2 separate regions of the Homo sapiens genome follow, and region 1 is linked to region 2. The links are chromatin loops, found by intact Hi-C in ENCODE. Cell type or tissue: natural killer cell. All regions are shown on one strand. Links, peaks and the distances in the headings refer to the core of each region. The heading gives the core; the rest is flanking DNA.

Region 1 (5,314 bases), core at 159-5,158, 100 kb after region 2:
GCCATCTATCTATATATACTGTATTGTAGTGTATATAATTAATCTAAAGTCTCCCTGATTTCTCTGTTTCCTGAGTTTGGTATCTCTGTTTTAAGGTTGTGTTTTTCCTCAAATATTTTTTGATTCCTGGATGTGCGACTGTCTTTTGTATTTGAGCATCCTTGTTAGCTTTCACAGAAGACCTTGACAATGGGCTAGTCATAGGTATTGCTCACTTCTTGCTTCCTAAAGAGCAGAAAGTTAATTCAGTTTGGGCAATTGCATGTTCAGCCAGCTCAGGTAACAAATCATGATTGTTCTAAATCAATTGTTGTAATTCCAATTCCGTTTTTTTTCCAGCCTCTCTTGCAGCAGGGCTGATGTGTGACAAAGTTCTGGCCAATGAGATGTAAGTGGAAGCCTACTCAGGAATTTCTGGGAAAACTTTTACTTTATCATAAAAGGGACACTTTTATGAGTGAAAACTCAGTGACACCACATCTTTCCCTTCTTCCTTCGACATGATGTTGTGTCCGGAGTTGGTTCCTTCCAGTGGGTTTGTGGTCTGGCTGACTTGAAGAATGCAGCAGCAGACCTTTGCGGTAAGTGTTACAGCTCTTAAAGGCAGCACAGACCTGAAGAGTGAGCAGCAGCCAAGATTTATTGTGAAGAGCAAAAGAACAAAGCTTCCACAGTGTGGAAGGGGACCTAAGCAGGTTGCCACTGCTGGCTGGCCGGGCGGGGGGGGGGTGTGGGGGGGGGTGTGGAGGGGAGCTTTTATTCCCTTATTTGTCCCCACCCATGTCCTGATGATTGGTCCATTTTACAAAGTGCTGATTGGTCCATTTTACAAACCTTGGGCTAGCTACAGAGCGCCAATTGGTGCATTTTTACAGAGCACTGATTGGTGCATTTTACAAACCTCTAGCTAGCTACAGAGCGCTGATTGGTGCATTTTACAATCCTCTTGTAAGACAGGAAAGTTCTCCAAGTCCCCACTCGACCCAGGAAGTCCAGCTGGCCTCACCTCTCAATGTTATATCTGAAGTGCGGCAGCCATCACATGACCATAAGGAAGCTGTATACTAAGGATGATGAAGTGGAGAGGTAGAAAATCTGTTTTCTGTATAGCTTCCTTGAGTTAGAGACACTAAACCTGAAACCACCTATCTCTAGACATCTCGTGATGTAATTTAATTAAATGTCTTTTTTGCTTGAGTCATTATTAGTCAGATTTCTTATTATTTGCTAAACATTACTAACTAATGTGACCAGTGTGTGACACTGTGACTGTTTGCTACATCCTGAATCCAATTATTATGGTAGAGGAATGGGATACTTTGCTGGGTGGGTTGAGCAAGTAGCTTATGTTTTTCTCGTGTTGGTGGTCTTCCAGAGCACTGCCTTACTTTTTGAGCTCAAGTTTTCACCCTGCTACTCCTTTTTTGTTGTTGTTGTTACAAAATATTGAAAACTAATAAGATGTTTATTGAAAGAACAGCAACACAAGCCAAAATAAACCTATAACAATAGACATAATGAAACAAAAACCAAAATTCACTGGGGAGGAAAAAGATTTAAACAAACATCCTGGGAATTCCTATCTAGGGCACTCCTTTGTGTGCCAGGCGCCCATTATGTGTCAAACGTCATCTGATAACATCGGTGAAAAATCTTCATTCACACTTTCTTGGTGCAGAAGACATAGACCTGATGACGAAGTCACTGCGAAGTGGTTTCTGGAAGTGTTTTCTGGTGGCGTCTTAAGGTCGCGGGCCGACCGAAGGCTCTTGGACGCTTGGAACATATTTGTAGGATTTCTCTCCGGAGTGGATGCGCTGGTCCTCCTTCAGATTCGTCTTGTAGGTGAAAACTTTCTTGCAGTCTTTACATTTGAAGGGCTTCTCCCCTGTGTGGCTTCTCTTGTGGCACTTCAAGTAGGACTTCTGGGTGAACTGCTTCTGGCAGACGTCACACGTGTAGGGCCTCTCCCCAGTGTGGGTTTGCTGGTGAAATTGCAGGCCTATGCCCTGCCTGAAGCGCTTCCCACAGAGATTACATTGAAAGAATCTCTTTCCTGTGTGTGATCTCTTGTGGATGGCTAGCTTGCCTCAATACTTAAACCTCTTATTGCACACCTCACATGCAAAGAGCAGCAGTTCCTTAACTTCTTGGCCATCGGGGTGACTGACCGGGCCCGCAGGGCCTGGGGGATAGACTGAATTTATCTCAGCTTGTCCCTGTCACCCTGCTACTCCTGACTGCAGGCAGAGGCCTCTGCTGTCCTCTGTTTGGTACAAGCAGGGGAGGAAAGCAGGGAGCCAGACCCTTGTTCCTACTGTGATGCCTGAATTAACCACCTTCATGGTGCCCCAGAGCTTCCTCCTCTTCCCCGTATCTACCGTCTCCAAGCTTAGAGCCCCTAAGATGCTCTTGACTTGTAGAGCAATCTTTTCTTGCATGTGGTTTAGGCTGTGGTTTCCTCCTGTAGTCTAGCTTCATTCTCCTTCTGCCTTTCAGAGGTTCCTGATCATTTATGGTCTACTGAGAGCACTCTGTTTTCCAGTGTTGCCACTGTGTGTGTGTGTGTGTGTGTGTGTGTGTGTGTGTCTGTGTGTGTCTGTGTGTCTGTGTGTATCTATGTGCCTACTTCACATCTGATCCAAAAAGTGTGATTTGTATTCATGAAAAGAATAGGCCGGGTGCAGTGGTTCATGTCTGTAATCCTAGCAGTTTGGGAGGCAGAGGCAGATAAATCGCTTGAGCTCAGGAGTTCGAGACTAGCTTGGCCAACATGGCAAAACCCATCTCTACAAAAAAATACGAACATTAGGCAGACGTGGTGGTGTGTGCCTGTAGTCCAGGTACTTGGGAGGCTGAGGTGGGAGGATTGCTTGAGCCTGGGAGGCGAAGGTTGCAGTGAGCTGAGATCACGCCACTGCACCCCGGTCTGGGCAACAGAGCCAGGCCCTGTCTCAAAAAGAAAGAAAGAAAGAAAGAAAGAAAGAATAGTCAGCCTTATTTTTAAATATCTAAATTCTCTCTTCTAGGACTCTATCTGAAGAAATAGCAGAATTATAGTCGAAGTTTTATATTCAAAGATTTCCTTTCCAGCAGTATTTGTGTAATAGGATTAATATCTTACAAAGTATCAAAGAGCCTTTCCAAGTACAGAACCTTCTGTGTGTGGCTTGAAGCATCCAGCCTGCCTAGAGGCAGAAGAGGTGTGGGAAGTAAAAGTATTAAGGTTTACTAGAATTCATTATTTCTTTGAAATTGATACGTGTCCCTATAATCAATGTTTGCTGACAATAGCTGTTGGCCAGGCAGTAGTTTCGATATGGTTGTCATTGTCTGCATATATGAAAACTTGATCTGAAAACCTTCTATTAACACCTTCTATAAGATTAAAAGAAGAAAAAGGGACAGGAGGTGCAGCATAAAAACCTGCAGAATGAGGCCAGGCGCAGTGGCTCACGCCTGTAATCCCAGCACTTTGGGAGGCTGAGGCGGGTGGATCACTTGAGGTCAGGAGTTCGAGACCAGTCTGGCCAACATGGTGAAACCCTGTCTCTACTAAAAATACAAAAAATTAGCCAGGTATGGTGGCGGGCACCTGTAATCCCAGCTACTCAGGAGGCTGAGTCAGGAGAATCGCTTGAACCCGGGAGGCAGAGGTTGCAGTGAGCCGAGATCGTACACACTGCACTCCAGCCTGGGTGACAGAGCAAGACTCTTTCTCAAAAAATGAAAAACAAAAAAACTTGCAGAATGAGTGTCAACAGTTGGGAAGGCAATCCCAGAGGCAGTGGTGGAGCACTGGATGAAGAGATCCCGTATCAACAACTCTCTCAATGCACAGGCAGCAATGCTGTATAGAAAGACACGGTCATTATCGACTTTGATATGAAAAGGGGTTCAGAAGAATCAATGTCTACATCAGTCTCTTCTGTAAAGAAGTTATAGAAATACCTTCCAACTATTTCACTGAGATTTTCCTTTTTACATATGCACAAGATGATATATAAAAATATATGTCTAAATAAGTCTAAAAAGAGCTTTTTGAATGAGTGTAAACCAAAATTCTAAATAAGAATGCATTGTTCACAATTTAATTGGCAGTTTGTTTTTCTTTCTTAGGAGTACCTAAAATAACAGTGCATCTTACAACTGATGGTGCTAGTTGTGGTGAAATGCAAAATTATAGAAAGTATGAGGAGAGGAGAAGTAATTAATATCTAGTTCTGACATTCAAAATAGATTATGCAGCAAGACATTAGCCTTGCAAAATAGGTGTTTGTCTTAAGAGATCTTCCAAATTATTTTCTTTTGATCCTACGCACAGATATCCTTTAGCACTTCAACAACCAAGACCAGAGGACTTAGCCTGTAGAGTTGTCCCCTAAGTGGAAAAGAGAGCCCTTTCAGCCTAGATTGTGGGCCTCAAGGCTTGCTGCCTCGCTGGAGGGATGTGTGTGGCAGAGCAAGGTGGAAGCCTGCCTGTTTGAGGCCATGGGGAAAGTGGGAAGAAGAAAGCAGTGAAGGGCCGGGTTCGGTGGCTCACTCCCAGCACTTTGGGAGCCCAAGGTGGGCGGATCACTTGAGGTCAGGAGTTCGAGACCAGCCTGGCCAACATGGTGAAATCTCGTCTCTACTAAAAATACAAAAATTAGCTGGGCGTGGTGGTGCATGTCTGTAATCCCAGCTACTTGGGAGGCTGAGGCATGAGAATAGCTTGAACCCAAGAGGCAGAGGTTGCAGTGAGCTGAGATTGCACCACTGTACTCCAGCCTGGGTGACAGAGCAAGACTCCGTCTCAACAACAAAACAACAACAAAAAAAGGCAGCAAAGGAGGAGAGGGATTCAGGCAGAAATGCGACCAGAGTTAGAGAAGTCAGTAACTCAGCGATACCCATGGTGAGGGGGGCTTTGCCTCTCTTCTGCTTGGAGCCCCTGAAGGAGGCTGCCTTAGAGGAAGCCCTGTAACTCTCCGAGGCACAGTCTCATCAATTAAGGCACAGTTTGAGCAGGCAGAGCAAGGATCTGAGCTTCAGCCTTCCTGAACTTCTGTACAGCCCCCATGGGGTGAATGGGATCCTGATGTCACTAGGGTGGGCTGTGAAGTTGCCAGAGGGGATCACCCTGGATTCAGAAGAGGCCTGAGCAAACCCACAGCCAAAGACCCCTCGGCCTCCCTCCCACTCCTGCCCCTGGGATCTCAGCAGCCACAGTCCTGCCCCTAATACTCCCCGGCTGCCACTTGGGACAGGAGCGGAAGCTGGACTGCTTTTCTTAGAGAGACTGAGACCTGTGTATAAGGCTTACTGGATAGGA
Region 2 (5,314 bases), core at 272-5,271:
GGAGTTTGACACCAGCCTAAGCAATATAGTGAGACCTCACCTCTACAAAAAATAAAAAAATTAGCCAGGCATGTTGGTGCATGCTGGTAGTCTTAGCTACTCTGGAGGCTGAGGTGGGAAGATCACTTGAGCCCAGATGTTGGAGCTGTGATCATGCCGCTGCATTCTAGCTTGGGTGACAGAGTGAGACCCTATCTCTAAAAACCAACCAAACAGACAAACAAAGAGAAAAGAAAAGAATTTAACTGGCAAGATACCTAGGTGTCTAGAAAAAAAAAACAGAATTGATCAGTGAACCAATAGATAAACATCCAATAGATGTTTTCCTAATCTGTTGGTGTATTAGGAGGAATCAGAAGCACAGAGAAAAGTAACGCAGTGAGAACAAAAGAAACAATAATGAACTCTTGTTTTAAAGAAGTAATCGTAGTTCAGTGCCATGTTTAGCAGTGAATAGTATTTATACTGTGGGCTTAACCCAAAATTGCGACCTAATGATAAAACTAAGAGAGGAGGAGGAGGAATGATAGGGTGGTGGAGAGATAAGTCCTCACTTGCAACAATATGGAGGCAAAAGATAATGTCCGAAATTGATAAATCAAGAAATCACTGGAGTAACATATTATTTCAGAACATGGACGTAAATAACAGGAAGGAGGAAGTAAGCAGTTTGCAAATGGTTAACTGGCTGGAGGGCTGGAGTTGGGGAGCGAGGTGGGGCGGGGCCTGCTGCTTTAGCACTAGAAGCCCATCAGTATTGTTTGATGTAAAAAAAGATGCATATATTACTCTGATAAAAAACAAAATTAAAAGCAAGCAAACAAGCAAAAAAGGCTTGGTAAAGGAGTCACTGTGAAGTCAAATCGGGATCACTGTGAACTCCCGGAGCATTAAGCCAAGAAACAGAAGGGGCACTGTGCTTATGAACTGATGAGAACAGAAATTCCTTCAAGAAAGAACAGAATTCAGGGAGCTGCTGCCCAAGGTGACACATTTGGGTGGAAGAGGCTGGAGGGCTTGTACCTTGCAGGGAAAATCTGCGGAGTGTTCACATGTGGCTTTAACAACCCCATCCGGAGCACTAAGGACACCTCCCTGGAGACTGGGGGATCTGGGTACCAGGGTTTCTGCTGTTGCCTAGAGCTGGGGACCAGATCCTCAGACACGACTTCCTCAACAAAGGCGGTATGATCTACGTGCAGAGGAGGCAGTGGCCACAGTGCACAGGCCTGAGGCCTGGGTGACCTCACCCAGCCACAGCCCAAGCTGGCATGGTCATCCAGCAGTATGGCCACCATGCACAAAGTGCCCCCAGGCTCTGGTTCTCACTGGCATGCTGACTGTTTCCTCACCAGGCACCTCTGCTGTACATTATGGTCTTTCCTAATATGTGATAGCAAGATTACACTTGTCCAGAGATCTCTTCTCTGGCCACCTCAAATTTCCCCCAAAAGACTTAGAGAACTGCAGAGCATATGAAAAAGTTGAGAGTCCAGAATGAAACAGATGTGGGTGACTCGAAGAGGGGACTTTGGTGTCCCAGGCACTTTTTTCTTTATGGGACAGCGCCCCTTGCTTGGAGGCTTTGGACTCAGTTCTAACAAGCACGGTTATCCAGTTTCCCAGACCACGGCAGATGCAGAGGAAACCCAAGGAGGTGAAAGAGGTGCCACTCGCTGCTGGAGGCTATGATGGTGGCTGGCTAGGGTGCAGGCTGAAAATGACCCAGTGACAGTTTATGGCCATTAGGGGTGGGGCAAGCAGCTTGGACACCTCCATACCTGAGCTCAGCACCGAGGGCTCCTAATCATGACTTGCAGTCATCAAGATGGATTGGACTGTATTAGATTACATTCAATACTCGGTTGAGCACTCAGCCAAGCACGTATTGGATCCAGGAGTGAAATGAGGTGAGACCACCTCATCCAGTCGTGGGGCAAGACTCCCAGCTGTCACTGCAGAAAGCCCCACAGTGGGTCACAAGGCAGGGATCTGGTCCACTTTTGCCTAAGATAGTGGACCTGGGCATGGCCTCAACCTCTCAGAATCCCACCCACGAAATGAAGAGAACATCTGCCCTGCCAGTGAAATCATCAGGTGAAATCATCTGTACACATCAGAAGCACTTTTTTTTTTTTTTTGAGACAGTCTCGCTCTGCCATCCAGGCTGGAGTGCAGTGGCACAATCTCAGCTCACTGCAACCTCCACCTCCTGGGTTCAAGCGATTCTCCTGCCTCAGCCTCCCGAGTAGCTGGGGTTACAGGCGCCTGCCACCACGCCTGGCTAATTTTTGTATTTTTAGTAGAGATGGGGTTTCACTATGTTGGCCAGGCTGGTCTTGAACTTCTGGCCTCAAGTGATCCACCCCCTCTGGCCTCCCAAAGTGATGGGATTATAGGCGTGAGCCACCTCACCTGGCAGGAAGCATTTTATACATAACATGTCATGTTACCAAAGCCATTGCTTTTTCTGGGTGGCTGGACAGGATGCCCCACAACACACACAGGGACAGACAGCCAAAGAGATAGCCTCTCTGCCTTAGGACTTTCCTGGACACAATGAAGCAATTATCAGGTGAGTTTTGAAACTATGCAAACTTAACCTGAACATATTCGATTACACAAATCTATTGTGTAACACAGCTGGCCTTCCTGGACTCTTCAAAGCCAATGTCTCACACACACACACACACACACACACACACACACAGAGCAGGGAGGCTGTTCTAGATTAAAAGAAGGTAAAGAAACGCAACACCCAAATGTAATGCATGAAGATTTTTGGATCAGGAAAACAGCCATACGAAAACATTTTTGGAGTTCAACTGGGGAAATATGAATGGGTTGTAGATTGGATATTATTGGACAGTGGTAATTTCTTAGGTGTGATGATGGCACCGTGGTTGCAAATGGGGAAGTCCACACTCCTGAAAGATACCTGCTGACGTACTTAACGGTGGGCTGTCTGCAACTCACTTTCAAATGACTCAGCAAAACCACGTGAAAGAGAGTGAGATAAAGAAAACGTGGCAAAATGGCAACAATGAGTGAATCTGGACGAAGGTTCTTAACTTTTCTGTCAAGTTTGAAAATTTCAAACTAAAGAGTTAGGAGGAAACACACCACGTGGGTGAGTTGTGACTTATTCTTTGTGTCTGTGGGGCCAGCCTTTGGCTTGTTTCCCAACCTGCTCCATGATGAAAGTGATGCACTGGTGATAGAGAGAGGGGCCTGCTACAGTGCTCCTGATCTGCATGGCACACATAGAAAATCATATTTGGACCGTACACTGGGGTAATCGGGCAAGGCTGGTCCAAACCATCCACAGACCCACCCAGCCCAGCCGACTGCGGGTCGAGGGGAAATCAGTACCTGGGCACCACTTAGCGGCCCCAGCACTCACTTTGGTACAGCACCCTGGCTGGAAGGCCAGGCCTGTGGTTAAAGGGGAGTAGACACCAGACCCTCACTGCCTCTTCACCTCCTCATCAAGGCCTCCCTCGGGGAATTCGTCTCTCCCTGCTCAAGCCTGTCTCTTACAGCTCTGGAAGCCTAGCGACCGTATTAGAATACTCTATGCTTAGGCCCACTGCTCCCTCGAGATCCAGAGTTCTTTGAGGGCAGAAGCCCGACATCCCTCATCTTTAAGCACAGATTCTGGCACCCCACATCCAAAGGTCAGAGAAAGAGATCCAGCCTGCGATGCTTATGAGTGCTGAAGATGCTCTCATAATTGTGGCATGCTTGGGTCAGAGATCATTTCCTCAGAAGCATTCCAGCTCAGCCCTCACTCCATCCTAGCTGGTGGTGTCCAAGGCTGAAAAGCCCAAGCTCTGCTACCCAAGCTCTGAGTACCACCAGTGGTGGTACTCGCTGGTGACTGAGACTCAGTTTCCTCTTCTGAACTAGGTCCCTTCCAGCTGACTCTCTAGGGACACCTATGCTTAGTGCTCCCCTAGTTCCTTCTGTCCAGGGGCCTGGGGCTGACTGAGCAAGGCAGCCTTCCCATCAGTGGAGAAAAGCCCCAGTGGAAGGAGCGGTTCCTGACACTTTCGAAAGCCCTCCTGGGGATTCCCAGTCCCAGTGGCCCTGGGAGGGCAAATGCCAGTGCCAACACCCAGGCTGGACCAGGGACTTTCTTCCAAGGGAAGGGGAGAACCAGGAAGAAGGGTTGGAGAGCTAAACTTAAAAACAGCGTGTGGGCCACCCGGGGAATGAACCTGGAACAACTTTGATAATTTTTAAAAGCCCTTCGAATAACTCCAGTGTGCACCAGGATTGAGACACTCCACCCCCACCCCGAGCCCCTGCCAGGTCCTCCAAGCTGAGCCAGGCTTTGAACCCAGCCCCACTTCCCGTCCTCCCCACCATGCCTGACCTCCCATCTCCAGCCTGACCCTGGAGCTGGCTCTTGCTTGTGCTATTCTCCTGCTCTCCACCTCTCCAGAATTCTTGCGTTCTTTGAAATGTGCTTGAAGTGCCTCTTTAGCAACCTGGGCTGCCTCTCTAGGAGGGCCGGAGAATTCCCCGATGTGAACTGGGAACAGTGGCTGGAGATGGGGTCACCGAGGCAGACAGAGCCTTGAAGGCCATGTCTGGATGCCATTCTCAGGCATGGGAAGCCAGAAGTAACACGATCCCATGCATGTTGCTGAAGACCCTTCTGGTTCCTGTGTGAAGAGGATGAGGGGGGCCAGGACTGTGTCTTGGGCTTATCTATTTAACCCTTTCCCATGCCCTGCCCCACCCCCAGCTCGAGGCCTGCATGGGAGCCACAGACCTTGGGAATGATGGCCAGGTCTGTCACTAGAAATAATGGAGCAGGCTTTCTTTCCACTGCGGCCAGTAGGACTGACAGCTGAATGTGGGGAGGAGGTGGTGAGTGATGAATGCTCACAATGAGAATTCATTCCAGGCTCCCAATGGGGAGAGACCATCTGGACAGAGCCAGAGGCCACTGAAGGGACGTCCCTCGGTGGGGAAGACGCTGGCTCCAGCCACTTCAGAGAGAGGCTTCGGAAACCCAAGGAGCACTCGCCTGGTGTCATTCAAAGGAACATTAAAATCGAACAGCGCCAAGTGAATGGAAGAGAAATGTTATACAGCAAACCTGTGAAAGGGGTTCCCCCAGATAAAAGCAAGGGAAAGAGGGAGAGAGAAACAGAGGCGGAGGGGGTGGGGGGCGGGCGGCAAGAGTGGAGGGGAAGAAAGGAGGAACGGGAGGGGAGTCTCAAAGCTTTCTGAGTTCACAAAGAAAGAAGGAAACAGGGTAGAGAAGAACAAAAAGGAGAAGGTGAAGTGCTTGCGCTTCGAA

The links. Hi-C counts contacts between places; a loop is a spot of excess contacts. Peaks named below come from ENCODE experiments on the same cell type or tissue, not always from the same donor. Only the 100,000 strongest peaks of a DNase experiment are listed, where the experiment ranks them.
Region 1: a loop joins it to region 2, with 8 times the contacts of the local background. A loop is called at or near these places in 1 of 110 quality-filtered maps.

What each region holds. Positions count from the first base shown.
Region 1 is chr15:89,933,397-89,938,710 of GRCh38, reverse strand. It overlaps the pseudogene LOC100421368. Among named protein-coding and RNA genes, the nearest start is that of ARPIN-AP3S2, 23 kb to the right of the region's middle. In natural killer cell, for the core only: no CTCF peak of the experiment used is centred there; DNase peaks (open chromatin) are centred at 1,690, 1,970 and 2,450; H3K27ac peaks cover 1,960 bases.
Region 2 is chr15:90,036,104-90,041,417 of GRCh38, reverse strand. The region is part of intron 1 of ZNF710 (zinc finger protein 710); the gene reads right to left. Among named protein-coding and RNA genes, the nearest start is that of MIR3174, 32 kb to the right of the region's middle. RefSeq lists enhancers at 507-801, 2,846-3,365. In natural killer cell, for the core only: no CTCF peak of the experiment used is centred there; a DNase peak (open chromatin) is centred at 2,947; H3K27ac peaks cover 819 bases.